2 separate regions of the Mus musculus genome follow, and region 2 is linked to region 1. A link is a loop called in an ENCODE intact Hi-C map of the cell type or tissue named here. Cell type or tissue: heart. All regions are shown on one strand. Links, peaks and the distances in the headings refer to the core of each region. The heading gives the core; the rest is flanking DNA.

Region 1 (15,932 bases), core at 5,863-10,862:
GGAGGACGCCCCCTCCCCTCCCCCTCCCCCTCGGCGGCGCTCCCCCTCCCCTCCCGCCCGCCTCCCTCCCCTCCGCCCTCCTCTCCACCACGTGACTGCGGAGCCTTAGCCTAGCCGCGCGCCGCTCGCCCGCTCGGAGGGGGCGCCCGGTGCTCCGCGCTCCCGGCCGGGGGATGCTACGAGGACGGCACCACGGTGGGGACTTGGTCTGTCTGCGGCGAGCCTAGGCTTGGCCGTGTGGGCCCGGCCTCTGGGTTCGCTGGAGAAACGGAGTAGGCACAGCCATCGACTACCCTCGGGGAGGGGGAACTCGGAACTCGCTGGCGCTGGGGGACTTCAGCCGAGATTTTGCAGTCCTGTCCCTGACCAGAACGGATCAGGGGGTCTCGGAACCCGACCCCCGACTCATGCAGCCTGCAAAGAGACTACAGACCGGGGCACCGAGCCAGGAGGCATCGGGATGCTTAGCGGGCGGGCGGCGGGCTCGAACCCTGGCTGTCCGGGTAGATTTCGGCGGGCGTCCATCCCCCGCCCCCGGGGCGGTGCACTGAGCCCGGAGTCGGGCAGGAGGCTCAGACTCTGAAGCCCAATTCATGGCCGGAAACCGGCGCAGCCGTGACCGCGGCGCCTGGACGTGAGGAGCCTTCCAAGCGGCCGGCGCTCTCAGACAGCGACCTGTACGAAGCCTTCTAGAGCGAGCCCGGGAGGAAAGCTCGCTCCCAGCCGCGGAAGCAGAGCGGGGCTCCCGCCGCCTCCGGGTTCCCTGACTCTGGCTGACCACCCCCGTGAAGCTGCTGAGAGATGGGGGGGGGGGGGCGAGGTCGCAATCCGGTCTCAATTCTCTCACCCAGGTCCTAGTTGGACGAGGCTCCACTTAACACACCTAAGATTTCAGGGAAACAGTTGAGCCCTCCAGGATTCTGATTCCTTCGGAAACCGGGTCCAGCTGAGTCTGGCAGAACTGGGCGCCAGGATGAGCACTGGGTTCAAAGAACCAAGATAGGCTCAGCTTTGCCTAGAGCTCCCAGCACCGTAGGAAAGGTAGACGGCCATACAGGTCATTAAAAAATGTGGAGAGGACAGTTGAGGAGCTTTGGGCCTGGGCTCTGGCCCAGCCTAAGGGAGAAAGGCAGCTATGGATTCTGAAAGAAGAAGATAGTTTCCAAAGGCTACTTAGGGAGGAGAAGCTTGCAGGCATTTGGTGCTGCTAGTGAGCCAAAACAGGAAGAGAAGAAAGAACTGTGTGGGGAACGTGCATTTGTGTGTGTGTGAAGCTGCCAGCCACTGAGTTGTCACTGGCAAATTCAGCTTTTAAAGGGTTGGCGAGGAGTCTGTGCAGAGAGGCCAGAAGGGTCCTGGAAGCTGTTGTTAGGCAGTGTCTCAGCTGACCAGAGGGGTAATGGGGCTATGCGACATCAAAGAGCACTGTTCTATGATGAGGGGACATGGTGAGCGCGGAAGAGAGAAAAAGCCTCCCTCCCGTGGGTGGGAGGGAGGCTGGGCTGCAGGACTAAGTGCGGCCCTACACAACTTACCTTTTCAAGAAAGGTACCACCACAGGACCCTGCGGTAGGAGGGGGGAAGTGCCTATCCAGCTGATCCAAAATCCCCGCCTCTCCAGTTTTTCAGCCCTGCGAAGTTGCAGCATTCCCTAGCTGAAAAGTTGTAGGGAAGTGGGAACTAAAGTCTCATCAGCTTCAGGATTTAACAATGTAGCTCCTCCTGTGGGGACTGACTCCATGGTGGGAAGACAGTAAGGAAGTGTGAACACAGGCACACGGTTCAATCCTGGATGATGGAGTCACTATAGTTTGAGACCTGCAGGTCACATCTCAAGTTGGAGCCCCTGAAAATGTGTAGCCTGGAGAAACCTCCCCTCCTGAGCTGAGCACCCCTTGTCTTCAAACCCCGGGGTGCTACGGAGTCATTTGCCATCCCCGGGTAATCCAGAGAAGCTGGGGCCTGTGAATCTGATCTACAGAACACGCCACACTAGAAGCCCAAACTAGAAGGTCCTGCACACTCCATCCCTGGCCATTAGGGCAATTCTGCACAACTCTTACTTCTAGAGAAGTCCAGAGACCACAAGAGACCAAAGCAGACCCATCTCTAGGCAGGAGGATTGTGGTCTTATCTCTGCTGCATGATGTTAGGATTGGCAGCAGCTCCCAGAGAGCAGGGCTGGGGGCCATGCTCACCCAACCTTTGTTTCTAGCTGAGTTCAGCCTTGACAAGTCCTGACCATCTCTGAGACTGTAAAACTCTTTCCTCAAAATCGGGTGTCATTTTCTTTCCTTTCTTTCTTTCTTTCTCTCTCTCTCTCTCTCTCTCTCTCTCTCTCTCTCTCTCTCTCTCTCTCTCCTATTTATTTTACTTTTGAATTTTTTTACTGTTGTTTTGCTTTTGAGACAGAACAACATTTGGTTTTTGTGCAGACTGACTCCATAGTGAAATGATGGTAAGTGTGATGTGGCCACTTAGAGTCTCCAATTCATGTAGCTTTGGCTGTCCTGGAGTATGCTTTGTAGACCAGGCTAACTTCACACAGAGATCTGCCTACCTCTGCCTCCTGGGTGCTAGGGTTAAAGGCATGCGCCACTATGCCTGGCAAAATCAGGTTTGTTAAACTCAGGAAACACAGCACAAGTTCACCATTCTGTAATAACCTAGATATCGAAGGCAAGCTATCAGTGTCTAGGCCTCGAGATGTATACCCATTGCTCAGAGGGAAAGACTAACGCACACAGAAAGATAGGATTTGCCCACAACATGGGAGGAGTTGTTGGGAGAATCAGAACTCAGTCTTCTTGGGTTATCCCTCACTACACAAAGGTGTATTTATGGAAACCAAGAGTGAGTCAATCTGTCCAATCCTTTAGTTGTACTTCAGCCAACACCAGGATTGCCTTTTTGAAAGATCTCTTCGGTTAAGATGATTTTAAGGACATTTATTTAGCATGAAAACCTATGCTCAGCCCTCCCTTTCCTTCCCAGGGGGTAGGCTTTTACACACATGGACACTGAAGAAGGTTGTAGTCATCAGGCCTTTCCACTAAAGTACTGCTGGGAGCCAGCAGTTTGCAACCAACAATGCAGGTCAAATGTCCAGACAAAGAGAGAGGCCACAGGGGCCCACTTGGAAGACACAACCGTTGTGACTGGCACTCTAGAAACACAAATCTCACCAGTCTCCATCACCATTCTCATTCCAGACAATAACTGGGTCAAGAAAAGGACACCTGGAATCCTGGCCCTCCTTGTGACCTGTGATCCTGGCAGGTCTGGGGAGTCTCCTACCCAAGTAGAGCCACCACCTGACCAGCCCCAGAACAGATGCATCCTAAGGATGTACACCGCCTAGGGAGCTGTCCAGGGTACCTGAGACCAGCATCTTCCTCCTGCAAAGCACAGCTGGCGGTCCAGCTGCAATTGCAGGAAGGGTGCAGCTGGCAGACAGACCACAAGGAAGTCTACAGCTTTGGCTATGGAAGCTTAGCTCCCTTGTGTGCACATGGAAGAGGCTAGGCAGACCCAAGCCTAGCTGTAGAGGGCTCAGCCGGCATCTAGGAAAGAGCGCTCACTACCCACAGGCTCCAAGGAACCTACTCACTGGTAGGACCTGAGGAGAGCCACTGCCTCCCTACCCAGCTTCCCATTGCTGCTTTGCCTTGCTTTATTTTGTTTGCTGAGGCAAGGTCTTACCGTGCATCTTAGACCACCCACGAATTTGAGATCCTCCTGTTTCAGCCCCCAAAATGGAATTGTAGGCGTGTGCAGGCTGCTGGGGTATGCCCGAGATGACTACTACTGTTATTGCTGCTGCTGCTGCTACTCTTCCTCCTTCCTCCTCCTTTTCCTCTTCGTTCTCCTCCTCTTCCTCTTCTTCTTCCTTCTCCTCTTCCTCTTCTTCTTTCTCCTCCTCTTTCTCTTCTTCTTCCTCCTCTTCCTCTTCTTCCTCCTCCTCCTTTTTCTTCCTCCTCCTTTCCCTCTTCTTCCTCATCTCCTCTTCCTCTTCTTCCCCCTCCTCCTCTTCCTCCACCTCTCCCTCCTCCTTCTCCTCCCCCTCCTCCTCTTCCTCCTCTTCCTCCTTTAACACACTCCCTTATTGCTTGTTTCCTCCATTCCCTCAGCAGCCATCTGACACATCTGTTGAATGATAATGACCCAGCTCTGCTTTGTCTCTTTTGCCAACCTCTCTCATCTCGTTTTTAGTACTTATATTTATTTGATCATCCTTTATATGACTGTGTTTTGTTTTGTTTTGTTTTGTTTTGTTTTGTTTTTGTTTTAGTTTGCTTTCCCTCTTGGTCATTCTCTTGAGTTTTTACTTTCAAATTTCCCAGGCCAGCAATCTCTAGTCTCACTTATCCCATGATTCGAAGCTTCATTGATTTAGTCTTCAGTTTTATGGAGGACAGTGTGGCTGGAGAAAGTGCAGCTGGGGATAGCCTCCTCCCAAGAGCAGGATGCTGAGTCGGCATCAGGGCAGGACCCGCACAGCTGAGGGCACTGTCGATAATGCAGGCATCACCATGGCTGGCAGCCCAGGAGCCACATGCCAATGAGGAGAAAAAAAAAAGATCATGTCTTGTGTGATCACACCCCAACAGGAGCACCTCATCTTTGTAAGGAAAAGGCCTTCCTTCATCTATTCCCTTATACAGAACAAGACGCAGTGTGATTAGAATCAACCACCCCAAGAAGCTACCTATGGGGGGAGAAAAAGCAGGCTAGAGTGCTGGATCCAGAAGGGTGCTTTGGGCAGGAAGACGGCGGGGTCAAACCACAACTAGAGCCATCTGAGGCTCCCACAAAAATGCTCTGGAACCTCCTAATCCCTTGGGTCCCTGGAAGATCCACCCCTTCCTTCAGGCTTTCTGAAAGAAGAAGAAAAGTGAAGTTTGCACAATGATGTCTTGAGTTGAAAGGGACAGTCAAAGGGAAGTAAGGTGTGGGCACACCCAGACACACCCTTCTGAGCTGTCATGCCAGCCTCTGGAGGAGCAGTGTTTGCATCCTTCCAATCGGAGGCTCTGCAATCTACAAGCATGGGGAATCTTCAGGACAGGTCCATGCTCCTGGGACACCTAAGCCCAACAATGAATACGGGTCTCCTGCTGCCACTCAGACTTTTGAGGCCACACCTAAGCACAAGGTCTGGCCCTGCCCTATCCCCGTTACTTGCTGACTCCCCAGCTTCCCAGCCATGATGGCTAGCACAGCTTCTCCACTCTATTCTACCAGTCTTGCATCTGCATCCCTGCCCTTTTAAACCTTGGGGACCGCTGTCCCATCACTATGTGGTTAACAGGACTAAGTGGCTGGGACCTGAACCCTAGCCTGTCTGTCTACTTCAGAGACAAAGTCAGGCCCCAACACCCTCATCAGGCATGGCCCAGCCAACCCTAGACAGAGAATGCCCAGAGCTCAGCCCTTCTCTCTGCTGCCCAGGGCTCCTCTTGCAGCTGCCTGAAGGATCGGCAAATCCTAAGCTGAGACGATGACTGGAGTTTAGAATGTCAATGTGTTTCCTATACAGGAAGGGATGGGAAGAAAAGCCCATGGAAAGCAAAGTATAAATTGGAAGGTACTATGATGGAAGTTGCCAGAATAGTTCTTGTTGGCGATGCAGAAGCCAGACACACACCTTTCTAGATCCATATCAACAGAGCAGGCATCCTGGGTGGCCATATTTTGCAGCAAAGACTTGTCAACCATGGTATCTTCGGTGGGCATCCCAGGGAAGTCAAGGAGCCACTAAAGGTCTAAAGATGGCTCAGTGGCAAGAATACTCACTGTTCTCCAAGTTCTGTTCCATGGCTCACAACTAGCTAAACTAGCCTGTCCCTGCCTCTGTAGCAACACAGGCTACACAGTGACACCATCTGTGTAGCCTCCCTTAGCCTTAAGGAGACATTCACGATTGGGTGTAGGGGACATTTTGACAATTCAGGACAATCTCCTTATGCCCAGAAACTTACTTAAACCTGCAAATGTTTTTTTTTTTCCAAATCAGGATGTAATATTCCCAATGGTGCTTTCAGGAGCACCATTGTAGACAAGGAACAGGCTGGACCAAGGTCGTCTGATCCCCAAGCTCCTACCTCATGAAGGGATACCTGCTGCTCATCTCTGGGGACAGCAGAGAACGTGTGAGTGTCAGAGAGCATCCTGTACAGAGTCAGGGTGGGAAATTTCCCATGTTTCCTGGTAGCCAGGTGGCCAAAGGCCTTTTCCTCCTGTTAGGACTCATAGAAGAAAAAAACAAAAACAAAAACAAAAACAAAACATATTTTTAATTTAATGTGTATATACTATGTGGTTGCAAGTGTGCTTGGGGGCCACAAGAGGGCAGCAGATGGGGATAAGAGGGACCGGGCTGACTTTACCCAGCTTCCCAACCAACAGAGAAAAGGAAAAGATGTTGTCTCAAGTTCAGTGATGTAACAACAAAGCAAATTAACAAAAAGAAGCAGCCCAAACCTGGAGCAGCTTAGTCCAAGCCTGGGGACACACTCCAGCTCCCTGGAAGCTCAACCCCACATGAGTCCAGGTTGCAGATACCCCAAGCATCAGCCATGTGTGCCCTCATATGGAGGCCAGAAAATAGGCTGAAAGGCAAGGAACATCTCTTAGTGAGAAACCGCCATTGGACCTTTTCCACCACTTCCCCTTAGCCTGTGTGGGGCACAAGGCCATGGGAGGCAGGGGTCAGCAGGAGAGACTGCTGGACACAGCCACCAGGTGACAGGTATATCTGAGACACACTGCAGACAATCTGCCCTACTTTCTAATAGCAAGCCATCCCACCTTATTTCTTTCAAGACAGAAAGCCCTTTTTTGTTTCTATTCAAAAAAAAAAAAAAAAAAAGCTTGTTTCGATGTCTCCTTTGGTCTAGAACATGTGGAAAAGAACATCCCACAATTCAAAACACCATAGCCATGACCTTCCTTCAACCAGGCGTGGCTCTGGGGGTCTTTCAGGGCTATGACACGTTGGCCAAAGCTCTGCCCATGAAGAATAAAATATGGCCGCTCAATAAATGGCCGTGCCCCCTGCGTTTTCTCTTCTGCCTACCTGGAAAACATACAGGGTCTTAGAAGCCATTGGTCATGTCAGGACCTTAAGAAGCCACACATGGATGACCCTGAGCTAGCCCACAAGCTTGCTGCTCATGAGCCCCAGTTCCAGAGCCAGCTGTACCTCCACACACATTAGCTACCATGCAGGCATTTCCATGCCAAGAGACTACCGGCCTTCGCTGATACCACCAACCAGTGATTTCATGATTCATCCATCTTGATGTTGTTGTTATTGTTATTATTGTTGTTGTTGTTGCTGCTGCTGCTGCTGCTGATGTTGTTATTGTTTTATTGAGGAGTTTTGTTTTGTTTTGTTTTGTTTTGTTTTGAGTCTTACTTTGTAGCCCAAGTTGGCTTCAAACTCAGGCTCCTCCTGTCTCAGCCTCCCAAGCACTGGGCTTATGAGATTATCCCACCAGGCTGAGTGACCTGTCCTTTTTTCTATTCAAGGACAGAAATTGTGTAATTTTCTTATTGCTTGACTTCCAGTGGCAGAGCACCTGCCTACCACACACTAGAGCCAGCACCACAGCCGACCGGAAACTCCACAGAGGAAGGAGTTTTACTTACGCCTTATTTCTAGTACCCAGAACAGTAGCTGTCATACCCAGGAGATGCTGGTGTGTTAAATCAATCAGTTAGCATCTCAATAAAAATTTCCTGAAAACACGGTTTTTAGTAGCTGATCAGGTTTTGTCCCACAGAATAGAGCATACTTGATATAACTGGTCATACAATACTACTGTAAGATCTTTGTGTATATATTTTCTGCTCTTATACAATTGTTTTCTTAGGATAAATGCCCAGAATTGGAGTTATTAGGTGAAAGGCTATAAAATATTTAAGCCTTTTAACGTATAATTCCCAAAGCTGTACACTCCAAAGCTGTTTTTTAAGCCAATTTACACTCCCGCACACAATTAATGAAAATATCGTCTCTACCCCGTCCCAAACACAGGCGTTATTCATTTCTTTCTTGCTTTTTTTTTTTTCCTCCATCCTGATAAGTGAGCATGTATTTCTCAAAACTGCGGCGAAGCACATTCCCGACTCCCTAGGAACACTGAGGACTCTGCCAGTCTGGGGTCTTTGGCTGGTCCCCTTCCAAAAGTTCCTGGCACCTATTCTTTTGTTGTAGGTACCACATGTGGTGTTGATGACGTCCTTTGGTCAGTGTTCAATCCCCTCAGGAAGAGGGACGGGAGGAACGAAGCATGGGAACGAGGCTGCCTAAGACAAGAAGCCTGGATTCCTGAAGATCTTAGGACCCTAACCACTAATGATGACATCCTTCAATGAAGCTGGTCACCTGTTAAGAGGCATACTGGGTGGGACAGACAGACATGCTGATCTTAGATCCAGAGCTTAGGGGCGGCAGTGACCTTGGATAGGTGCAAGGGAAACAAGACCTTCCTCTGGAAACAGGGTGGAAGGAAACTGATAGCAGGGATGCCCCAGCAGGGATGAACAAAAAGATCAGGAGAGACTTCCAGGAGAAAAGACATAAAGCGTAAGTTTATAAAGCATAAGACGCGCCCCTCTGAGGTGAGCTGTTCTTAGGACTGCAAGCCCTCAAATGGAAATAAGCATCCTCAGAGGACAACCGGAACTCGGTTAACCCGTGAAGGAGCACCAGGCACAGAAAAGCCCCAAGCAGAATGGAGACTGTGATCTCCGGCTCTCAAACACACCACCCCCTACCCCAACTCCTGCAACCAGGACAATTCAGGGAACCCACCAGCGCAGCCGCAGTTGTCAAGCTGAACCAGCTAGCCCGCCCAGAGCAGCCGTGGTGCAATGCTGCTCTCTGCTGGCCATTGCTGGAAATATAGCACTTCGAGGCGCTTAAGGAAGAGACTCATCTGGCAAAGCTTGAGTCTTGGTCTTAATGAAAGCAAGTGACTTCAAACTAGATTGCCTCGCCCAGCCTTAAAATTGAGGGAGACGCCTAGTATTGTTGAAACTTGATGTGTCATGTTTGGTTGATAACTCTGAGGCCCGCTGTTTCTGAAGAGAAACGGAGGAGGAGTGGATGGGGGGGGGGGGGGCGGTGCGTGTCGTGGGGAGAGAGGAGTGACAGACTTGGAGGAGAGGAAGAAGAGGAAACTGCAGTCAATATGTAATATATGATGGAAAAACAAGAGATGGGGAAGGAGGGAAGGAAGGAGGATGAGAGGGAGAGGGAAGGGAGAGAGAGAGAGAGAGAAAAGGAAGGAAGGAAGGAAGGAAGGAAGGAAGGAAGGAAGGAAGGAAGGAAGGAAGGAGAGGGAGGGAGGGAGGGAGGGAGGGAGGAAGGAAGGAAGGAAGGAAGGAAGAAAGGAAGGAAGGAAAGAAGGAAAGAAGGAAAGAAGGAAATGAAGGAAAGAAGGAAATGAAGGAGGGAAGGAGGAAGGGAAGGAAGGAGGGAGAGAAGACACCACTAGGCTGTGAGGCCTGAAAGCCGCAACAGTAATAGGCAGCCACAACATCCCCACTGGTAAAACAGTGACACATATCTTGGGAGTCACCATTAAGTGTGTAATTAAACTTAAGGTCCACTCAGTAGGAAGTACCTCATGCCTGGTATTGTGAACATAACAAAGTATCTATGGGTGGAGACATCATAGGCCTTAGAGGAAAATCTACTGCTGCCACTTCCCTAAACATGGCTTGTAACTGTATCTAAGTATTTATCCTTAGACCGACAGATAGTGTAGCCCTTGCTCCTCCTCAGAGTTTCTTTTTGTAGCAGATGGAGACCTGGACAGAGATCAACAACTGGTCCAAATGCAGAGAACATGTGAGGATGGCATTTCCAGACGCTATTTGCATGGCTACAGTACCACCTGTCACTATCAATCACCTCACATGAACCAGGCACATTGGCACATGCCTGTAACCTGCCCACCGTGTGCTCAGGAGGCTGAGGGATCATGAGTTCAAGGACAGTCCACAACTGAAAACCACGTTGCACTTGGCCAAGCTGGACTCCTCAGCATGTGCTCAAAGGCCTTCATAACTTTGCATCCCCCTAATCCAACCTGTCTCCAGAGATGCGTTAACTGTGCCCTTGGAATTTCCGGTCAGTGGGAAATTCATAACCGAACACACCGTAGTGAAACGGAAGAAGACCAGAGACCTGAAGAAAGAGCAGAAACGCAGATGGAGAAGAAAGGGTGCAGACCTTACAATTCTACAACACAGGCACAAACAGGAGAGAGACAGAGACAGACAGAGAGGGGGGAGAGAAGGAGAGGGAGAGGGAGGGAGGAAGACAGAGGGAGGGAGGGAGGGAGGGAGGGAGGGAGGGAGGGAGGGAGGGAGGGAGGGAGGGAGGGAGGGAGAGGGAGAGAGGGAGGGAGGGAGGGAGGGAGGGAGGGAGGGAGGGAGGGAGGGAGGGAGGGAGGGAGAAGGAGAGAGGGAGGCAGGAAACAGTGGGATGTCAGTTTCAGTGAACCAAAAAACTCCAGATGGAGGAGAAAATATCTTCCAAGAATGAAGAAGAAATAAAGAATTTTTTCAGGTAAACACAAGCTTAGAGAGTTCATTTAGAAATAAATATTCACTAAAGGAAATGCTAGAGGAAGTATTTCAAGCAGAAAGAATGGGATCCCAGGTGAGGGGACCGATGCGCAACAGTAGTAACGTCTGTGGAGAGAGAAAGGCTCAGAATTGAAAAACGAGGTAATAGCTACCTTGGGCCGGGAAAACGGAGAGACTACTGATTAACTGCAGAGCGTGGGGAACTGGCCATGCAGAGGTTTGTTAGGGGTTAAAACAGGGTCTTGCTATATAGCCCAGACTGGCCTGAAACTTGAGGTCATCCTATCTCTATCTGCTGATTACGGTACACACCACCATGTCTGGCTAGTATACAGATGTTAACTTTGAGGGAAAATAGAGACAGATACAGAGTGGCAGAATAATTTCTGAGAGAGACTGCATGATAAAATAGTATAGAGTTAAACCCAAGGAATTGAGACAAAAAGAAACATAGGCAAGACGGGCAAATGCACAAACAAAAATGTTATTTTTTAAATTTTATTCTCTGATATATTACAGCAGTTTCTTCTCCTTCCACTCCTATGTGGCCAGTTCAGACTCTGTATCTCCCACTAGGAGTCTTTGCTAGGGCCACCCTCATGATTGCTGGGAGTTTCCATTGCCCTAGGTTTCTACCTCGCCCACAAAATGTCCCCCAGCTCCAGTTCTCCCTTTTCTCTCCCTCTCCCCCTCCCCCTCCCCCTCCCCCTCCTCCTTCCCTCCCCCCTCTCCATCCTTCCTAACCTGATCACTCCTGTTCCCATCCCTCACCCCATCCCCAGTCCACCCACAAAATCTATTCGAATCTATTCTATTTCCCCTTCCCGGGAAGAGTCATGCATCTCCCCTTGAGCCCTCCTTGTTTCTTAGCCTCTCTGGGTCTGTGGATTGTCCCATGGTTGTCCTTTATTTATCAGCTAATGTCCACTTATAAGTGAGTACATACCATGTTTATCTTTCTGGGTCTGGATTATCCCACTGATTTTTTTTGTTTTGTTTTGTTTTGTTTTGTTTTGTTTTTTTTTCTGATTCCAACCATTTGCCTGCAAAATCCGTGGTGGTTGGGTTTTTTTTGTTTTTGTCTTTTGGGGTTTTTTGGGTTTGGGTTTTGGGTTTTTGGTTTTTTTCGAGACAGGGTTTCCCTGTATAGCTCTGGAACTCACTTTGTAGACCAGGCTGGCCTTGAATTCAGAAATCTACCTGCCTCTGCCTTCCAAATGTTGGGATTAAAGACGTGTGCCACCACCGCCCGGCGGTGTTATTTTTTAAACCACTGAGTAGTACTCCATTGTGTAAATATACCATATTTTACCCATTCTTCGGTTGAGGGACAACTAGATTGTTTCCAGTTTCTGACTGTTATAAATTGTAGGCATAATGTTTTTGTACGCTGTGTAGTTTTCCCTGGTGTTGTTCAAATGCTGATTTCTCTCTTTCAATCCAGATGCGGCATTGGGGTGCCTATACCAAGAGTTTCCTGTCTCAAGTTTGTGTAAACGTTTCTTACTATTTATTTTTTGCCCTGTCAACAAATGCTAGTCACCCAATGGTGAGGTAGAATGCAGAATAGGGTGGGACATCCACCAGGCAGAGGAAAGGGGGCGGGTCAGATCAGTGACAGGATGGAGGAATTGGAGCCATGAAGAAGGGATCCAAAGAGCCAGATCAATAATAATATGCAAGTATCATGGGATGAGCCAGATTAGCATAGGTTAGATCATCTAACTGTTCAGCTATTGAGGTGCAGTTTTGAATAAATCTTATTTTTTCTGTGTGGCTACTGGGGAATAGCAAAGGTAAAGAAATGCAGCCACCTGATTAATTCACTGTTTATACTTATATTAAGGACGATTCCTTTAAAAGTGCTATGTAACTGAGCAAATGTCTTCTGATAGGATGGAGTCCTGTGGGAAGCCACATGTGCCGTTGCAGAGTGGCACTGACTACTGCTGGCCACCAGGCATAAGATTGGACAAACAACCAATGTGTACATATGCAGTAAAGTTTTTTGCAAAAACACTGCCTGGCCCAGGCATGATAATGAGGTTCTGTAGGGTACTAAGAGAGTAACCAATCGGATGTGAGACATGCAAATGAGGTATGATAATGAGGCTCTGTGAGGTACTGAGAGAGAGTAGCCAATCAGATGAGGAACATGCAAATGAGGCTTAGTGCATAACCAATCCGGGTATGAGACACGCCTCTCCTAGGCCTATAAAAGCAGCACCAGTTCTGGGCTTGAAGTCTTTTCGCCTCTGCAATCAAGCTCTCCCAATAAACGTGTGCAGAAGGATCCTGTTGCAGCGTCGTTCTTGCTGGTCGAGTCCGGTGCGCGCAAGAAGTGGTGCCGAAAACCCAGGACAAGAAACATCTTCAGGCACGAGCGAAGACCCCCTGCTACAGGGAGGATTCAGAACTGCATCGCGGGGAAGGAGCGGTTAATAAAGGTTCCCGTAAAACAGACTGCTGAGAAGGATCCGTTATGGATTCAGTACTCTTCAGCTGGGGAGCGGTGTTAATAAAGGTTCCTGCAAAACAGACTGCTGAGAAGGATTCAACTGCATGGATTCAGAACTCTTCAGCTGAGGAACGGCGGTACCGGTAAGTGTAAAGAAATTAATGTAAATCTCTGAGAGGCATGCTCTCCTACGAAGTAGATCCGTTAATTGTCTCTGGGATTGTGCTGCTTGCTTGCTTTCTTGCCTTAATTTTATGCTATTGCCTTAATTGTCATCGCCCTGGGCACGAGTGTATCTGCTGGGAATAATTTCATGTAGATAACGCTTTAGTCCAGGACCATCATGGGTAATGGCCAGTCTACGCCCTTAGTAGGGTCGGTGCAAGCCTTGCTTAAAGAAAGGGGTTTAAAAATTTCGGAAAGCACAGTGAGCGGTTTTTTGAGAGAAATAGACAGACTTGCTCCTTGGTTTGCCCCCACTGGGTCGCTGACGCTACCTAGTTGGGAAAAGCTGGGAAAAGATATAGCAAGAGAGGAAGCAGATGGGAAAGTGAAAGCAGGGACAAGGCTGTTATGGAAATTAATTAAGGCTTGTATCCAGGACAAGAAATGTGAGCTAGCTGTTAAAGAAGGACAGCGACTTTTACAGGAGCAACAGGAAAGTATGTCAGAAACAGAGAGATATGAAAAAGAAAGCGCGCGCAGAAAGATAAGTAAAGGGAGAGAAATAAAAGGAGAAAAGGAAAAGAAACCAAAATGTAAAGATACAAAAGATAGCATAAAAAATAAAGAACAGAAAATTAAGTCAATTTACCCTCCTCTCGAGGACTTTGAGTTGTTAGAATTGTCTAGCTCAGAGGATTCGGAACTATCAGAAGGGGAGGAGAAAAATTTGGAGGAGGCTGCTGCAAAGTGTAAGGCAGAAAGATCTGGTCCAATAGGAAGGAGTATCAGTGCTCCCCCACCACCTCCGCCTTATACAGATAAGAAAACAATTGGCTATGGCCACTCCTTTTGCACTCCTAAAGGGCTGCAAAAAATATGTCAGGCTTTTCCTGTTTTTCAGGATCATGCTCAACAGCGATATTATGAGCCAATATCGCATAAACAAGTGAAAGAGCTAGCAGAGTCAGTAAGGACCTATGGAGTTAATGCATCTTTTACTCAGTCCCAAATTGATAGACTGGCTCACAATGCCATGACTCCTTTTGACTGGATGAGTGTGGTAAGGGCATGTCTTACGATGGGACAGTATCTAGATTGGAAGTCTATATGGCATGATCTGTGTTTGAGTCAGGCCCGTGCTAATGCTACTGCAGGGCAACAAGCATGGAGCTTTGAAATGCTTACAGGTCAGGGTATATGGACAAACAATCAATTAGGATACCCAGTGCAGGTCTATGATCAAATTAATCAGGCAGCAGTGAAAGCTTGGAAAGCATTGCCTAATCGAGGAGAGGTATCTGGTAACTTGACAAAAATTATTCAGGGAATTAATGAGCCGTTCTCTGAATTTGTAGCTCGCATGATGGAAGCGGCAGGATGTATATTTGGTGATTCTGAGGCCGCAATGCCATTAATTGAACAATTAGTTTACGAGCAATGTACCAAAGAATGCAGAAATGCTATCACACCATGGAAAGGGAAAGGAATACAAGCATGGATGAAAGCCTGTAGAGAAATAGGAGGACCTCTTTCAAATGCAGGGCTGGCTGCCGCAGTCTTGATGGCGCAAACAAAAGAAATAACCTGCTATAATTGTGGACAAACAGGTCACTTGCAAAAGCAGTGTACAAAGGGTAGAAAGAGTAGGTTTGAAAAGACAGTACCAGGTATTTGCCCAAAATGTGGGAAAGGAAGACATTGGGCAAATGAATGTAGATCAGTCAGAGATATAAAAGGAAGGCCAATACCTCAGTTTAAAGTGCAACAGCCAAAAAACGGAGTGAGGGGCCCCCGTCCCTAGGGCCCCCAAATGTATGGGGCATTCCAGACCACAGTGTCCATGAGGCCACCCAGAGACCGAGGAGAGCCACTCCGGGTTCAGCAGGATTGGACATCTGTGCCACCTCCAGAGTAATTCTTACACCTCAAATGGGGTGCCAGCCTATTTCATCAGATTTTAGAGGTCCCTTACCAAAGGATACAGTGGGCCTACTGTTGGGTAGGTCCTCTTCTGCTTTGAAAGGATTGGTAATACATCCCGGAGTTATAGACTCAGATTATGAGGGACAAGTTAGGATTATGTGTTCTGCACCCCGAGGTATTGTAGCCATTTCTCCTGGAGATCGCATTGCTCAATTGCTGATTCTTCCTAGTTTGCATAACATGTTCCCTAGTGGCCAGGACTCGCGAGGAGATAAGGGACTCGGTTCTACAGGAACTAATGTGGCCTACATATCTTTAGATTTGGATAATCGTCCCACTTTACAATTACAAATAGAAGGAAAAACCTTTCAAGGTATAATGGATACAGGAGCAGATAAAAGCATTATATCTAGTAAGTGGTGGCCTGCTTCTTGGCCTGTTAATCAATCGTCACATAGCTTACAAGGATTAGGATATGAGGCTACCCCAACTATAAGTGCAAAATCCTTACAATGGAAAGATAAAGAAGGAAGGACACGGCTTTTTCAACCTTATGTACTCCCTTTACCTGTAAACTTATGGGGGAGAGATGTGTTATCAGCTATGAACTTTATATTGACTAATGATTACTCTCAGAAAAGCAAGGAAATGATGAAAGGAATGGAATATATACCTGGACTAGGTCTTGGAAAAAATTTGCAAGGTAGAATTTCACCAGTTAAAGCCACAGAAAAGGCAGACAAGAAAGGGCTGGGTGTTTTCTAGGGGCCACTGAAGAGCC
Region 2 (15,932 bases), core at 4,569-9,568, 810 kb before region 1:
TTTTGAATGTGTTTGTCTTCTACTTACATTTTTCCTCCTCCTCCTCCTCCTCCTCCTCCTCCTCCTCCTCCTCCTCCTCCTCCTCCTCCTCCTCTGTAACTTTCTCCTCTTGACTGGGAAACTTTCTACCCTCAGTGAGTTTGAATGGCTTCCTTTGGTACTGGCTGTTCTCCTGAGGATTCTTTTCACTCACTTCTCCCCAACTCTATTGGTTGTCCTTAGCATGCTAGTGTGTCCATGTCTGTCAGATTATGTCTGTAGTTCTATTTAGTTGCTTGATTGTTGCTCTATGTTTCATACTCAGAAAAATGGGCCAAACTTCATCTGCTGGCCTTCACCCCTTGAATTGGTTTTAACTCCTCTCAAGGATTTTTTCAGGAAGAAAAAAAAAGGCAGCTGAATTGGGATAGGAAAAACTGATAAACTGGTGCTGGCCCTGGAGCCCTGCACCTGCAGCTAGGATTCTATCACTGTTAGAGAAGCCACATCTCCTCCTTATATCAAGCTGACAGCAAACAGGGAACTGTCTCATCTTAAATCCCTTTGTTCTTAAAGTGGCATGAGCAACTTCCCAGCTTCTCTAGTAAGGGAGCTGATGCCTAGTCCTGCTACAAAAGCTCTGTGCCTGTAAGAATTGGATTCAGCCAGTAGCAAGCTGATCCTCCCCTATAACTATATCTGGAGGAAATAAGAGTTTTGAATCCCAGCACTTGGGAGGCAGAGGCAGGCAGATTTCTGAGTTCGAGGCCAGCCTGGTCTACACAGTGAGTTCCAGGACAGCCAGGGCTGTACAGAGAAACCCTGTCTCGGAAAAAAAAAATACTTTTGTCTGTTTTAAATACATATATACATGTAGCCATTACATCTTTACTTCTGACTGTTCTTAAACATTTAAGTTCAATATGTTCTACATGTCTTTGTTATAGATTATTGGTGTATAAATTGTGGTGTATGGTTAAAAATGTGTAACATCTATAACAAAAAAAAATTAGCCTAAAACAAATAACTCAGGGTTGGAGACATTCTGGGTAACAACACATGCCATGAGGTACAGAGAAACAGGTCTCTACATATACTTTTAAATTTTGATAAATTCTTTTATGTAATTTCTGCCCTGTCTTAAAAATCAGACTTAAAAAGATTACATTTAAAGCAATGTTCCCTTAATGAAGTATTAAAGCTGCACCTCCATGCATTTGTATACAAGAACTTTTCTTGTTGGCAACCTAACTTTGTAACATGAAAATAACCCACTTGATATTTATATTGATTTTTGGAGATACTAAATCATTTACACTGTTAGAACTTGGTTTGTCCACTGAAAATTGTGGTAATGTTCTACATCTCCATTCTTATAAATGTACTTTTTAAAAATACTACAAAACACAATTGAGACTTTGAAAATTTTTTTAGAAGTTTATAGTATTTAAAAGGTTAAGAATCACTGGCGTAAGAATATGTCTCTCCTTACCTAAGGACTATTCAGGCTAACAAAAACTGATTTAAGTATGTATGTCTAACCTTGCTTTTGCTTACATTATTAAATTATAGCTTTTATTATAAACTAAGTCATACAGGAAACTGTTATGTTCTATAATAACATACCATATAAAGGTCAGAAAAGATCCCAGCCTCTTTATGGACTACGTTTAAGGATGAAAAAGTTTTTATTTTTATACTAGAAGAACTTCAATCCAAAATCATGATTTTTTTTTTAAGGCTCAAACCTAACAGGAATGGACCCTAAAGTCCTAGTCACATAAAACCTACGATAATTAATGAATTCAAGTTGACAGTCAACAACCTTAAAAATAATCAAATCCTTTAATATATTCAGAAGTATATTTGAAGTCATGCTAAGAACTAATCCAGTTAGTTACAAGTTTAAGTTGCATTTAGTCTCCCGTTTCGTTTTTGAAAGATACAGTTTAAAGCAGATAACCAAAAATACAAAGATTGTTTAACTCAGACATGTTGGGTAGATACTAGCTTTTAAATATGTCAGAAATCTGCAGAATATGTCATTTAATATGCATAACCTTCTGTGACAGAAAGAGACTCCCAAATACTACCAGTGACCCACACCAAGGCCTCCAAGAAGACAAGGGCACAACAAAGGACACTACAGGAATTGTAATACCACTGGGCATAACTTCCCCTATGCCTTACCCCCTACCAGGGCCCAGCCTTAACTACAGACAAACAGGACACTGGAGAATTGACTGGCACATGTTGCTTAAAACAAGGTGAGGTCAGTGTCTCCCATGTTTCTTGTCCACAGAAAAAGTCTCTTTGTCTTCTGGGCCTGATGGCCAAAAACTGCCTTTGCCTTCAGTGCTATGAAGAACACAGAAACCTGGGATAACTGTCTAGTTAATGTAATATGAACTAGTCTCCGTCATTTTAATTGATATATAGCCATTTAGGTTACCGTTTATCTTTCTCATGTCTCCTCTTGATGGTTAAGCAAGCGATAGCTTGACAGCTAGAGAACAACAGGCAAATTGTTCCTTAGCCCAAGGTAATCTACCACTGTGGTTAGTTCATTAGTCAATTCATGAGTTAGTTAAAACTACCAGGTATCTTATTTAAAAGGGCAAACAGGTTTGCCTTGCTTACAGGTTTCATGTTAAAGGATTAACAGATTTCAATATTAATTTTTACTACTTCCTTATGTAAATAATTCTCATTAAGCCTTCATTTAAATGCTTTCAATAATCAACTCCTATGTCTCATAGTAAACAATTGGATAGAAAAACATGTAAGTTTAAAGTTTATTTAAGATCTGATGATCTAAGAAAGTGCTTGAGAGCAAAGAAAAATGTCTTAAAGTTGATAAATGCAAGTTATAAAGATTGGAGGGTCTAAGAAAGTGTTTTAAGATTGGTAAATGCAAATTATGAAGATCAGAGGGCCTAAAAATGTTTTAAAATGTATAAATGCAAATTATAGAGGTGTAAGAAAACAATTTAAGACGTATAAAAATTAGGAAATTTTCTATATTTCTCTTTCCCCCTCTATGCTATTATGATACTAAGATTTCAAAACTTCAGAATTTTAACATTAGTCAATGAAATTCTAATAGCTGATGGAGCGTTAGCTGTTTATAATGCTGTCACAAGCTCAAGACTTTAAATTCCCTTTGGTTGTCTTATGAATATAAACTTAAAGATGCTTCTCATCATTATAAAGATATCCTCTTCAATCTGTATATCTAGCCCTCTGGACTGGAAAAAAAATGTTCATGCTTTTCAACCCAAACCTATAGCTTTTAGTGGGTCTTAAAGTATGAATATTCATAACAGTTGATGGACACAACAGAATAGCAACATGGTTTACAAGACAAGATGGCTGTGTGGAAGACTCCTCTCCTGCTCAGTCTTCCTTCTCATTTTATATATTAATGCATTGTGATGTATATATATATATATATATACATATTTGTTGTTGTTGAAGTCTGCTTCTTCATCATAGCTTTAGTCATCTCGCTCCATGCCAACCAGCCATTTCATATTGTACTGACACAGAAAAATAGCTTGATTCAGATTGATTCAGAGTAGGGTCAAGCTGACCACATACCCTGTTATCTTAAGAAATTCCATACCTGTAAACTTCACTTAGGACCAATTAGAGTAAAGGTAAATTAGAATTGCTCTGCCTAGCTACCCAAAATAACTTCAGTGAGGACTGACCACTGGGCAGTGTTTCTTATACCTACATGTAAACTCACTGTAGGTTTTGCCTATATAAACTGGTCCTGAAAAATATTTGATGTCCAGTTTTAGTTCTCTTGTCTAGTCTGTGACACTGACCAATCTATTTTGGGGTGTTCCTTCAATAAATCAGCCCTATTTAACTGAGCTCAGTGTCTGCTTCATTTGTGTGGCAATTCCCAACCCTATTGTTTGTGTGTGTGTGTGTGTGTGTGTGTGTGTGTGTGTGTGTGTGTGTGTGTGTAAAAGTCACCTTTATTTGCCGGAAGTAATTGTTGTCTCTGAGGCTTACGGCCTCCATCTGCTAACCTAAGCCTAGTCCGAGAAGATTCTAGCCTCTGTACACTCTAATATAGACCTAGAACATTTTCAGCCTCTGAGACTTGCTGCTGAATAAGCTTCCCTTTTCTAGCTTTTCCTTAACTCTGGCTGGCTGGTCAACTCAGCTGTTCTGGCTAAAAATCCTCTCTAACCTGATTGATTCAGTCTTGTTTCTCTCCTCCCTCCTCACCCCCCCCACCCCACCCCCACCCCCCACCCCCGCCTTCCAATGGCTCTGCTTGGCCTCATACTAACTTTGGCAATATGTTGTTTTCTGACTCCTTCTCAATCTGTGGTACATTCTGTCTTCAAGTGTCTAGTTTGTTCTCTCTCTCTGAAAGCTGTCTTTGTACAATTGCCCTAGTAAAACTGCCCTCTCTCCTCTTTTTTCTCTCTGTATTGCTCTCTCTTAAGTAGTCTCTCTTTTTTTCCTCTTTGTTCTTGTGAGAGTTAGGCATATCCTATCTATCAAATCTTTCTCTGATTCATCACTTGGTCTGCCACTCAATTTGACTTCACTTTCAAACACGGGTACTTCTTTCTACAACCTAACTCTATCTTCATTGTTTAGAATTAAAGGTGTATACTAAAGGCATGTCTGTATTCCAGTCATAGAGATTAAAGGTGTGTGCTAAAGCTGTGTCACAGCACAACTAGTATCAGGTTTTTCCAGTAAATAAAACATTTCCTGCAACATATATACATATATGTGTGTATATATGTTACAGTGTGTCTGTCTGTGTGTGTGTGTGTGTGTGTGTGTGTGTGTGTAATGACAAAGAATAAATGGCCAGAAGCCACAAATTTGAGAAAAGGCAAGGAAGATTACATGGAAAGGCTTGGAGGAGAAAAGGGAAAGAAGAAATGATATAATTATATTTTAATTCCAAAAAGTTAAAACAGGGAGATTTAACATATTAAGATTACTGTGGTTGAATAAAAGTGTAATCAGGGATGCATTAAAAAAGAAGGAAAGGAAAGGAAGAAAGGAAAGAAGGAAGGAAAGAAAAAGGAAAAGTAAAAACGGACTTAAGGGATTTTGTATTTGATGGTTGAATGCTTAAATTGTATTAATGTGTATCTTGTATGTGTGTTACAAGACTGATATAAATGCACAATAATCAATAGCTAGACAATACCAACCCTGAACACAAACATACCCTTTAAAAACATTGACTTGTGAAGATCAAGGAAGCCATATAAACCACTGAGGTCTATAATTTAGGTGTTTTGTTGAGTGTTTAGAGCTCTCTGCTAATGAATCAGTGTTCAGCCACTGTTCAATTGTAGCTTTTAATTGCAGACTTTGGGACACTCTAATTTAGGGGTGAGTGGAGCCAGATTCACTAAAACCCAATACATGCTGATGGGCTTAATTTTTTTCCCAGTGTGGACTTATTTTCGTCTCGGCTCTTACATGTATTTGCATCATAAAGAAAAATAATTTTCATGCCCCAGTTTATTTATGTGTAATTCCATGAGCACGTTCCTTGCTAAGACTTGTTAGATAGCCATGGTGTCTCAGAGGCTGCACCTTCTGTACTGGCTATCTTTCAACTACAATAAAATTTATGTAATATAGTTCACCTGATCTGTCTCAATTTTAATCATGCAAAATCATTGCCACGTTTTTGAAGTACCCAGAAAGAGTATTGTCATCCTCCCTACCTCCTTTGAAATGCACAAACTAGACTCCAGTCTGACTTGTAGAAAAGAAGCTCCTGGGAGAGCAGGAGAGCAGGCGTTGGCAGAAATCTCTGTCTCTTGCAGTGTTGCAGACCAAAGGAAATACAAAACCAATAAAGAAATTAAGTGGGCGAATGAGCTTCATAACTGTTGATGTAGAAACCTGCTATAATAGAATCCATGGTAGGTCAAGCCTTGAAAGTGAGGTCTGGGCACTGCCTCAGATACAGAACACTTAGTAGTGGGCAAAACCGAATCAGGGATGAGGGTGAACTGAAGCCAGAATCAGAGTGTGGAAGATTTCTGCACAAGCAGTAGATGAAGAGAATAATGCTTGCACCCTCCCAACAGGAGCGGAGAAATGCAGAGCAGGAATGCTTCTCTGTGGGTTTTGGAGGAATGGGGTAAAATGGCTTACACGACTCCGATGGAAATTAAACTCATAAGCCTTTTTGTTCATGGGAAAGAAGTCAAATTTCTATGCTTATACAGGAAAAAAATAGTTCACAAATTTAAGAAATTGTAAAATCCATTCCTAAATTGATAGAACTTTCTGACTGTTTAGTAAAACTAAATGCTAAGCAAACCATATTCCTATTATACAAAGTAGGATGTGCAAGATGTTTGTAGATAAGACATTCTCTGTTGAAGACACACTGGCATAAAATAACGCCTAATCCAGCATGCGAGTGAGAAGACACAAAATGAAAAGGATTCAACCCAGTAAGAAAGCACGAAGGAAAGGAAGGCAGTCAAAAGTATGCGAGGAAAGAGCAATGGTGAGCATAGCAACATCGAGGATTCTAAAGGACAAAACGTTGAGGCTCGCAGGGTAAAGAGAAACAGGCATGTTAAAGAGCAAACGGTTTGCTCGTCCTCATGCTTTTCTCCAGTTTCCTAGCAGTGCTCTTGTGTAACAAAGTAAAGCAAGAACTGAAAAACTAACGCTTAATGATCAATCAGAGACTAAGAAATTAAACGTAATTATTTTCTGATATGAAATTAAAATCATTAAAGTTTTTAATAGTCATGAAGATGTAAAGGAAAGAACACATTCTAAAACTCAGAAATGAAAAAAAAAGCATATGAAATTCAAAACTGAAAGATATTTTGACCAACATTCAGACAATAATTTTTTTCTCATAACATTAACTTTGTTCTTATTTTTCCAATTCCTATCTCCATATAGTTTTGCATTCATTACATTCTTCGTGCTCCTTCGGCTGCTAGACTGAAATCATTAGGAGACCAGCTGCCTTCAGCTGTCTCCGCTGTCTCTTGCTCCCCTGCCACATCGCAGTGATGGGCTAATCTGAAACTGTGAGCCAAAGTGTTTTCCATTCTCTCTCAAATAGCTGTTTTCAGGATACTTTACTGCAACAACAAGAAAGAGAAGTAAGATACAGATAAAGAAATTGGAGGGACTTAACTCACATGAGGGAAAAAGAAGTCTGATATCAATTATCTTAATTTCCATTCTAAGAAACATATCGGTGGGGGAAGCAAATTACTTAACAAATTAGTAAGAAAGGTTTGCAACCACTAAAACACAATATAATAGAATAAGTGGGAAAATATATTTCAGAAATTTACAAACAATAATAAAATTGTCCAAAAATATAGCAAGAGAGGTAAAGGATTAAAGGGAAGCCGATAATAATACAGGTTTATAAGAGGATAACAAGGATATACGGAGGGTGTTATGGCAGTAAATGAGCTCAACCTTAATTAAATAGAAAGAAACATTTATACAGCATTCTGCCTGCATGTATCCTGCAGGCCAGCAGAGGGCACCAAATCTCATGATAGACCGTTGTGAGACATCATGTGGTTGCTGGGAATGGAGCTCAGGACCTCCGGAAGAGCAGACAGTGCTCTTAAGCGCTGAGCCATCTCTCCAGGCCCAGAGAAACATTTCAGAAGGAAAGTTTTGTTAGGTCCAACAAAAACTTCAGTGGAACTTTAAAAATCAGTGGTGCAAACCTTATGCAAGCTTTATGAGGGTAAAATGGGAACCGTGAACTCACGGCATATTTTACAGAACTGACAAAAACCAATGTTAATACCCGACAGAAAACATTTAAAGGAAAATGGTTACCAATCAATAGCTCTCATGAACATGAACATAAAATCCTTAATAAAATATTAGTGAATCTTTCTGAGGCATAAATAAGATGAGTAATAAATCATTACCAAGTTCAATTGATCTCAGGGATGCAAGAATATTTTAACACTTGAATGTAAGGGATATAACTCACCATATCAAATAGGTTAGCAAGGAAAAAAAATCAGCATCTCTGTAAATGCAGAAAACTGTTGTTTGATTAAATTTACAACCTCTGCATGATAATAACTCAGGAAAGCAGGAATGCAAGGAAGATTCCTCATCTGAAAAAAAGTGATGTTTACCAAGTCAAAACACAACCCAAAACCCCCACTGTAGCTCACTCCATGCTTCATGGTGAAATACTGACTGGTTCTCCTTAATAACACGAAGGTCAAAATATGCTAGGAAAAGAGAGGAGAAAAGAAAGGTAAAAGAGATAAAGACTGGGAAAAAAAGGTTCTTTGGTGAGATCAATTATATACATAGGAAAACTAATCAATTTTTCTTCAAAAACTACTGACAGTAAAAACAAGGGCTGAGATATAGTTGCGTTCCTAAGCACTTACCTAGCATACATGAAGTCCTGGGTTCTAATCCCAGCTCTGCATTCAACAGATACAGTGCCTCATACTCATCCCACAAGCTCAGGAGACAAAGTCTGTATATCAGACAATCAAAGTCCTTTTGGATACATAAGCATATCTGAAAAATATCTCTATGTAAGTAAATTTAAAAATTGTAAAAACTAGCTGGAGATGCCATTTAGTATTAGAGTGCTTGCCCCAAATGCACAGACCCTGACTGAGTTCAACCCTTAGCAGTCAAAACAGAGAAACAAACAAATAAACACTGCTCCCCAAGTTTATCAGACTCCAAGAGGGCAATGTTAATAGTATACAGTTCTTAACCGTGCCTTGGGTCCTGAGACTTTCAGCCATCAGCTCCTGAGGCTTAGGATATCTCAGGCCCTCCACCCTCATGGCTTGACCTCTCCTTGGAACTCTTTCAGCAGATGGGACCTGCAGTGTGTCTTCAGCTCCTCGCCAGCTCTCACTGCCAGTGTTGACTCAGATCCATAGCACTTCTGGAGTTCCAGACAGGAGTCACTGTCACTCCTATCATCTTTTATTTAAGAGACAAAACATCATCTTTAAGAGGGGTGCTTACAATGGAGAGGGTGCTAGCACTGACAGTGTTCAACTGTTCAGCTCCTTTCCCAGCCCCACAGGAGAGGTGAATCCATCTAATCCACTGCATAGCAACTATTTATCTTCTAGTTTGAAACAGAAACACATGTTGGCAAGGGCCTCAAAGACAGTTCATGATTTGTCCCAGAACACAGAACATGTTATACAGGACCCTGCCCATTGTTGGTTTGATACACTCTGACCAAAAGCAAGTTAGGAGAGGAAAGGACTGGTTTCATTCCACTTTTCCAGCCTCTTACTGAGGGAAGTCAGGTCAGGAACTCAAACAGAAACCATGGGGAAATACTGTTGGCCAGATCACTCACAAGCTCATGCTCAGCTAGATTTCTTACAACCTACAGAGGAATAGTTCTGCCCACAGTGGGCTAAGTTCTTCTGTGTCAGTTAGCTATCAAGACAACTCCTGCAGACACACCTCCATCCAATATGATCTGGGCAATCTCTTAACTGAGATTCCATTCTCAAGTGACTCTAGGCTGTGTCTAGATGATGGAGCTAACTGGGACAGAGCTCCAGTCAGCCAAAGGCTCTGAGGGTATATTTGGAGTTTAACTCAGTTATTTGCTTGAAACTCTTCTTGGAGATTCAGCCTTTCTTAAACTCTACTCTACCTTGGGCTTCTTGTGTCTTTGGAGAAGTCAGCTCTCATCTAAATTATCCCTTCACTTTCTGTGACACATGCTTGCTTTAGCTGTTTTGGGGTCTTCCTTGCTGTCTCCCCCCTTCTCTCTTTCCTTTGTCTTTTCTACATCTCTATCCTTGTCATCCACAGCTTGTCAGAGTGCATATGGTGTGTTAGATTTATCCAGTTGATAAAGAATAATCCTTTGGTATGTCAAGTGACCTACTGAGAACCTAGGATGTTTGCCAAGGTCATCCCAGACTATTTAAACCACCTGGGATTCTGGTTATTATGCACCCTTAGAAACCTCTATTCAACCTATAGTCTCCCAACAGCATTGCCTACAAGATTAGGTCTCTGACTATCACAAACTGGTGTTGAGTCCAAACCTTAGGAGGCCAGGATCTTTTTAAAGTTTTCTCTTGGCATAGTTCTCTTTCCACTGACACCCTATCCTGAACTGTCCAGCTTCTTCAGCCTTTTGGAACCCCCAACTTCTGCCACTTCTGTTTCTTCGAGGCACCAAGCTTTCCATTCTCTACTTTTCTGTATAGGAGCTGCAGAGAACATAGGAATATAAAAGCCAGTGTATGTTTTGACAATGTGGTGCTGGTGCAGATATCTAACATGGGACAAGGTGGCTAATGCTGGACATCCAAGGGGTAGATGTCAGCACAAAGTAGCTTACACTAGATGTCTAGGGAGCCTATCAGTAAACAGTAATGTAATGTGTTATATAGTTCTTTCTGAGAAGCACTTGTTTGTGATTCTGCATAAATACGGCCTTAAGGTGAGAGGCCTTTGCGTTCACCAGCCTGCCTGTATGTGGCTTCCTACAGAGTTGCAGGCAATCTGCTATGAGCCTATGTCTGCTTGTGTATGTTCATATGTACAAGAATAGGTCTATGTGCCTGAAGGCATCACCTTGCCTAAAAACCTGTGTGCTGGTGAATAAATATGTCTTGTGTCTGTGATTCCACATTTTCTTCAGTATCTTAGCTTTCAATGACCCTTCTTTTCTATCATCAGAACATAGACCTCACATAAGTGCAGAATACACCCCAGACAAAATATTTGGCAATTACCCAGCTTATGTCATGATTCTACTTATTGTAAAGAGCATATCTCTACCCTGTTGCCCCTTTCATAATCTAAAACCTTGTCTTGTGCACTTCTTCAAAACCATTTTTTTCACTCTGTTAAAAGTATTTCTTTTTAGTTTATGTGCATGAGTGTTTGCCTACACTATGTGCTATGTACACACTATGTGCTATGTATGTGCACACTATGTGCTATGTATGTGCCTGGTGCTGGAGCAGAGCAGGAGAGTACATCAGATCTCTTAGAAATAAGGTTACAGATAGTTGTGAGCCACCATATGAGTGCTCAAACCAAAGCCCTAGTCCTATGCAAGAGGAACTGATGCTCTTCACCACTGAGCCAGCTCCCCAGCATCTCATTTCTTAATATTCCAGCAATAACAATGGCCTAGCACCAATTATTCCATCTTGAGTAGAAATGAAATTTTACAAGGTTTTGGGTTTCAAGCCTGCAAACATCTAGAAACCGTGAGAGGAAATCTACAATGATCAGCATCTTCCCATGCTTACAAAATTATCTTTATGTGTGCTTTAATCCATGATATTCTTAAGCAAGTGGTAGATCTCACACTTGGTGATATGATTTCCCTCTGAGTTAAAAGCTTCTTCAATATAATACAGATCGAATAGTCATATAAGAATATCTAGCAATCATTTTATATAAATTTAGCTGTGTTTCTTCAACATGTCTCAATTGATGATTTATTTGTTTTCTTTGCTTATTTATTTATTCTTAATCCAGAATCTGGCTAAGGCTTGTATATTGCATGGCTTGTTTGTTTTTCCACTCTCCTTTTATTTTTACAGTAGTAGTCTTGGTATTTGTTTATTCACACTCTATAAGTCATGGTCTCATTGTGTATCCTAGGCTGACCTTGAATTTGAAATTATTCTGCCTCTGGTTTCACCAGAGCTTGGATTAGCTGCACATACACTACATCTAATCTGTTTTCTTCTTAGAATCTATGACTTAGGGATTTTCAATACTGTAAGCCTTTCTGATTATTTAGTTGTGATGCTTTTTAATGCATTTCTTTCCATTTATATTTTTGTAAACATGACCTTTGGTGTCACCTAAGATAAAGATTTAGTTAGATTAAGATAAAAAATTAAGTATTAATACATATTTAATTTGATAAATAATGAATATATTTATGTATGATGAATATATAATTTAATTTGGTCTCAATATTTCTGAGACAATATTATAACCTTCATACAACATTGAGAAAAATATGATCTTCTAGTTGTGTCTATTTGATTAGTATAGTTATAACCATCCATTTTTTTTCCTCCCTTTAAATTGGTAACTGAGCACTGAGTTATTACCTTGCATTTATGTGAGAAATTCTGTTTTTCTTCCCAAAAGTATTTTACCTAAAAACTTTCCATATATTGCTTAAGCTTGCTTTACTGTTTTTTATTTTGTAAATCTGGGGATTTTTTTTTATTCTACACTTATTAGCTATCATTTCCTAAATATTTCCTTTTTTATCTTTTTCTGGAAAAAATGAAAACAAATGATAAGCATTAGAAAGTTAGTATTTTAAAATCAGGATATTTGAATCATTTGCTCCCTCTAAGGTGTCCTATGGAACGATGGCGTGCTCAGTATCTAGGCCAGTCTAGCTGGGACTTTCTTTATCAAGACAAGATGGCAGCAGTAGGTTTTTATACATTTCCAAAGCTGTTTTCAGGGTTCTCACATGGGCTCAGCTTAGCACTTCCCATAGAACTGTTCTGGCAAGGACTTTCCTTGCTGACACTAGGGGTGTCTTATTTTTCGGTGAAAGGAGGTAGGTTTCTACCCTGCAGTAGATATGAAATAATATGTGATGCCCCCATTCCCACCACCACAGCTGTTGATACTTTCCCAATAGCTTCAACAAAACACATTTCACACCCAAAAGGCACTTTCTCTTTTCTGAGCCAATTGTCCCCTTTCAAAGAAGAAGAAATAATCCTGGGTGAGCACGAGTGGACATGACTATAGCAGATTGTATTTCATTTTATCTCTGCCTTGTTTGCTTTGAATGTTTGGCCAGCTCTCTCCTCAACAAAAACTCAAGAGTAGTTATTTTCTTTCTTAAAAGCTAAAATAAAATGGAAGTCAAACAGGTCAGCTCTTCTGAGACTCATTCTGCATTCTGTAGCTCAAATGCATCCAACCAAAGCACCAGCCATTCTTGTTTTATGATAAAAGGGTACGATTAAATGGCTTTTCCTTGAGGCACATGAACAAATATCTGTTCACCCCAAATAGGGTATTGCTGAGAGACGAAAGGGCAAGGGCAAGTACATGCAAATATAGTTTGCTGGACCATCAAATTTACTGTGTCACCCACAGGAGCTTCGGTGACTCAAGAGCAAATTGGCAGCACCACATAGTGCATCAGTGCAGAAGAAACTGCATCCTGGAGATCTCTGCATAATTCCTAGGCAATTCCACCAAAATGTCTTCTTTTCCAGCAATACTTTACTGCTATGTGACCTTGGGCAACTAAGCTCCTACCTCCTACCTTTTGTAACTTCCCGGGCTTTCTGAATGTTGCAAATTTTATAAAAGTCTTTGCTCCCCTAGGAAGGGAGTGTTTCAATTAGAAGAAAACAGCTACAGTTCTTTTTTTCACAGGTTCATTGGCAAAATAATTCATTCAGCTTTGTTTAACTCATTGCCACTACAACATGCACTCCACTTTGTAGCCATCCAACTTGGAACAAATGACCCAGTTTCTCCATGAGCAAGTTTTCTATCCAATCAGGGAAAATAATAAAATTATGGCAAATGAGTGCTAAAGAAGCTGCTCCAGAACAGGTGGGTTCAGAGAAAACAAATACACCATGATTTCATTTCCATGTCCTTCTTCCTCTAAGACTTGTTATTCTTTTAACTCATGATAAACACAGAAGACAGGCATTCCCTCCTTCTTCATATTTAAAGATGCTGAGAGCATTGACTAGAGTCAGAAGCACTTATTTGTCCTGTCTCCTCCTCTGACCCATCCCAAGTCTCTCAGAAAACTAGTGTGCTGTGTCATTCACCATTTCCTAATGAAGGATTGACCACAGTTGGGATTTTGAGTATTAATCTCAGGACAGATCAGAGTAAATTGAAATTCCCATTCCTGCATGAAACTATGCTTCATTTGTACTTAATTTTTCTTTCTGGGGAATAGAGCATCACATTGATTGTACCCAGTCCTTCAATGAAATCTTTCTGTGTAGCGTCTCAGGACACTCCTACCTTCTGTCTCAATGTTGTGCCTGTGTCTTCCCTGGGCCTCATCTGTCACCTCAGCTTATTACAGGTTGTTTAGGTCAGAGAGGAAGACAGGTGGAGTACTGCTATATGCCAATCTCCATTCGATTTGACATTGATAGACCTTGTTCTTTGATCTTCTAAAAACACTGCCTTTTACATTTATCAAGATTATAGTTGATGGAGAGCTGGACTTGGTCAGTAGACCATTTGTCGCCTAAATGCAAAGATCTTGGAGCTGGAACACTCATGTAAAAGTTGGACACGGCAGTATGTGACGACCCCAATTCTAGGGGAAAATAGAGACAGGCAGATCCAGGAGACTTGTTTTCCAACTAGCCTAGACAAATTGACAAGCTATAGTTCAGTTAGAGACTCTGTCTCAAAAACTTAAGATGGATAATAATAAAGGAAAAAGACAGCAAACATCAAACTCTGGTCTCTGTATAAATATGTGCATCTGCATAGACATATCATTAAGATAAAATTAATGGATGAGTAAAAACATATAGACTATATTTATGTGTGTATGTATACACACAGACACACATACACACACATATGTATACACACCTACAAAATATAACAAGTGTTATGGAGTAACTTACTAGATTTTAATAGATTTGAGGCCTGCTTTACAGGAAGAAAGTTTATGCCTGGCACATATAATCCTACTTAAAATCCATGGAGGAAATCATTGACCACAGAGTAGAATCCACTATTGGTATTCTGCTCAGTGGTAATGCTGTCAATTTGTTTTCTAAATATTTGTTTATACCCATAGATTAGAGTTGCTCTCAGCCTTTGCCAGAGAAACCTCTCTTTGTAATGGGTAGTAGTCAACGGAGAAATGCACATCTGGCCAAACTGTGGAAAATTAGAGACAGAGTGCTCATCCCTAAAAGGAAGATCCCTATCCAACCCCTATCCCTATCCCCTTGCCAAGACTTAAGGAATGTTGTAGAATAAGAAGAAGCACTTAGACGTAAGCTATGGAGAATGAGGAGGATATGGTAAAATGATGTCTTCTGAACATGGCATGACTCATATCATTTATTAGTATGAACTCATACCAGCTGAATTCACTAGCACAAGATTGGTGTAAGATCAAGCCATCCAAAATTTCCACTTAAATAGAAGAGAGGCTCTACTGAACCTACCCTTTACTGAGGTATTGATAGCTATTGTATGAAGTAGAATTATTCACATTTGAGGTGTACCCTTGGTATGTTTCCATGCTCTAATTGGATGGTCTATACCCATCCAAATAGATGCAGCATTAATTGGCTTTAGTGGGTTATACATAAAACCCCAAAATGGAATTAGATAAAGCATAAAAGGAGACACTTTTAGGGTTATATGATAAAATCTGGAGGAGGAAAATCAATGGTAAAGGCCTAAGATATTCTTAGTATTGCTGTGATAAAACATCATGATCAAACTTGACAAGAAAAGGGTTTCTTTCAATTGCACTTCCAATAGTCCATTAACAAAGGAAGTTGGAGGAGCAGGAACTCAAGGAGAGACTTATGCAGAAGCCATGGAGGCAAGCTGCCTACTGGCTTGCTCAACCTGCATTCTTATACCATATAGGACCACCTGCCCAGGAGTAGCACTACCTCCAGTGATCTGTGCCCACCCTTACTAATCATTAATAAAAAAAAGATGCACCAAAGACAGGCCCATACGCATATTTCACTGTATACATCTATGAAATTTTTAAGAAACTATATGACAAAATATACAATGTAATGCGCACACACAATGGAAAACTGATTAATCCTTAAAACGTATCCCATGCATGGTTGTGAGTAGCAGAAGCAGAGTGTGGGTTCTTATCTGGTGAATTACCTCACCAACCCCTCAGTGGTTTCTTATAGCTTCTGTGGAATCTTTTCATTGAAGTGTCTAGGGCG

The links. A loop is a pair of places that touch in the nucleus more often than their neighbours do. Peaks named below come from ENCODE experiments on the same cell type or tissue, not always from the same donor. Only the 100,000 strongest peaks of a DNase experiment are listed, where the experiment ranks them.
Region 2: a loop joins it to region 1, with 12 times the contacts of the local background. A loop is called at or near these places in 2 of 42 quality-filtered maps.

The regions. Positions count from the first base shown.
Region 1 is chr14:34,803,891-34,819,822 of GRCm38, reverse strand. No RefSeq gene overlaps it. Among named protein-coding and RNA genes, the nearest start is that of Grid1, 8.3 kb to the left of the region's middle. In heart, for the core only: CTCF peaks have their summits at 6,341 (motif pointing right) and 8,892 (motif pointing left); no DNase peak of the experiment used is centred there; H3K27me3 peaks cover 2,026 bases.
Region 2 is chr14:35,617,536-35,633,467 of GRCm38, reverse strand. No RefSeq gene overlaps it. Among named protein-coding and RNA genes, the nearest start is that of 4930596D02Rik, 190 kb to the left of the region's middle. In heart, for the core only: a CTCF peak has its summit at 7,497 (motif pointing right); no DNase peak of the experiment used is centred there.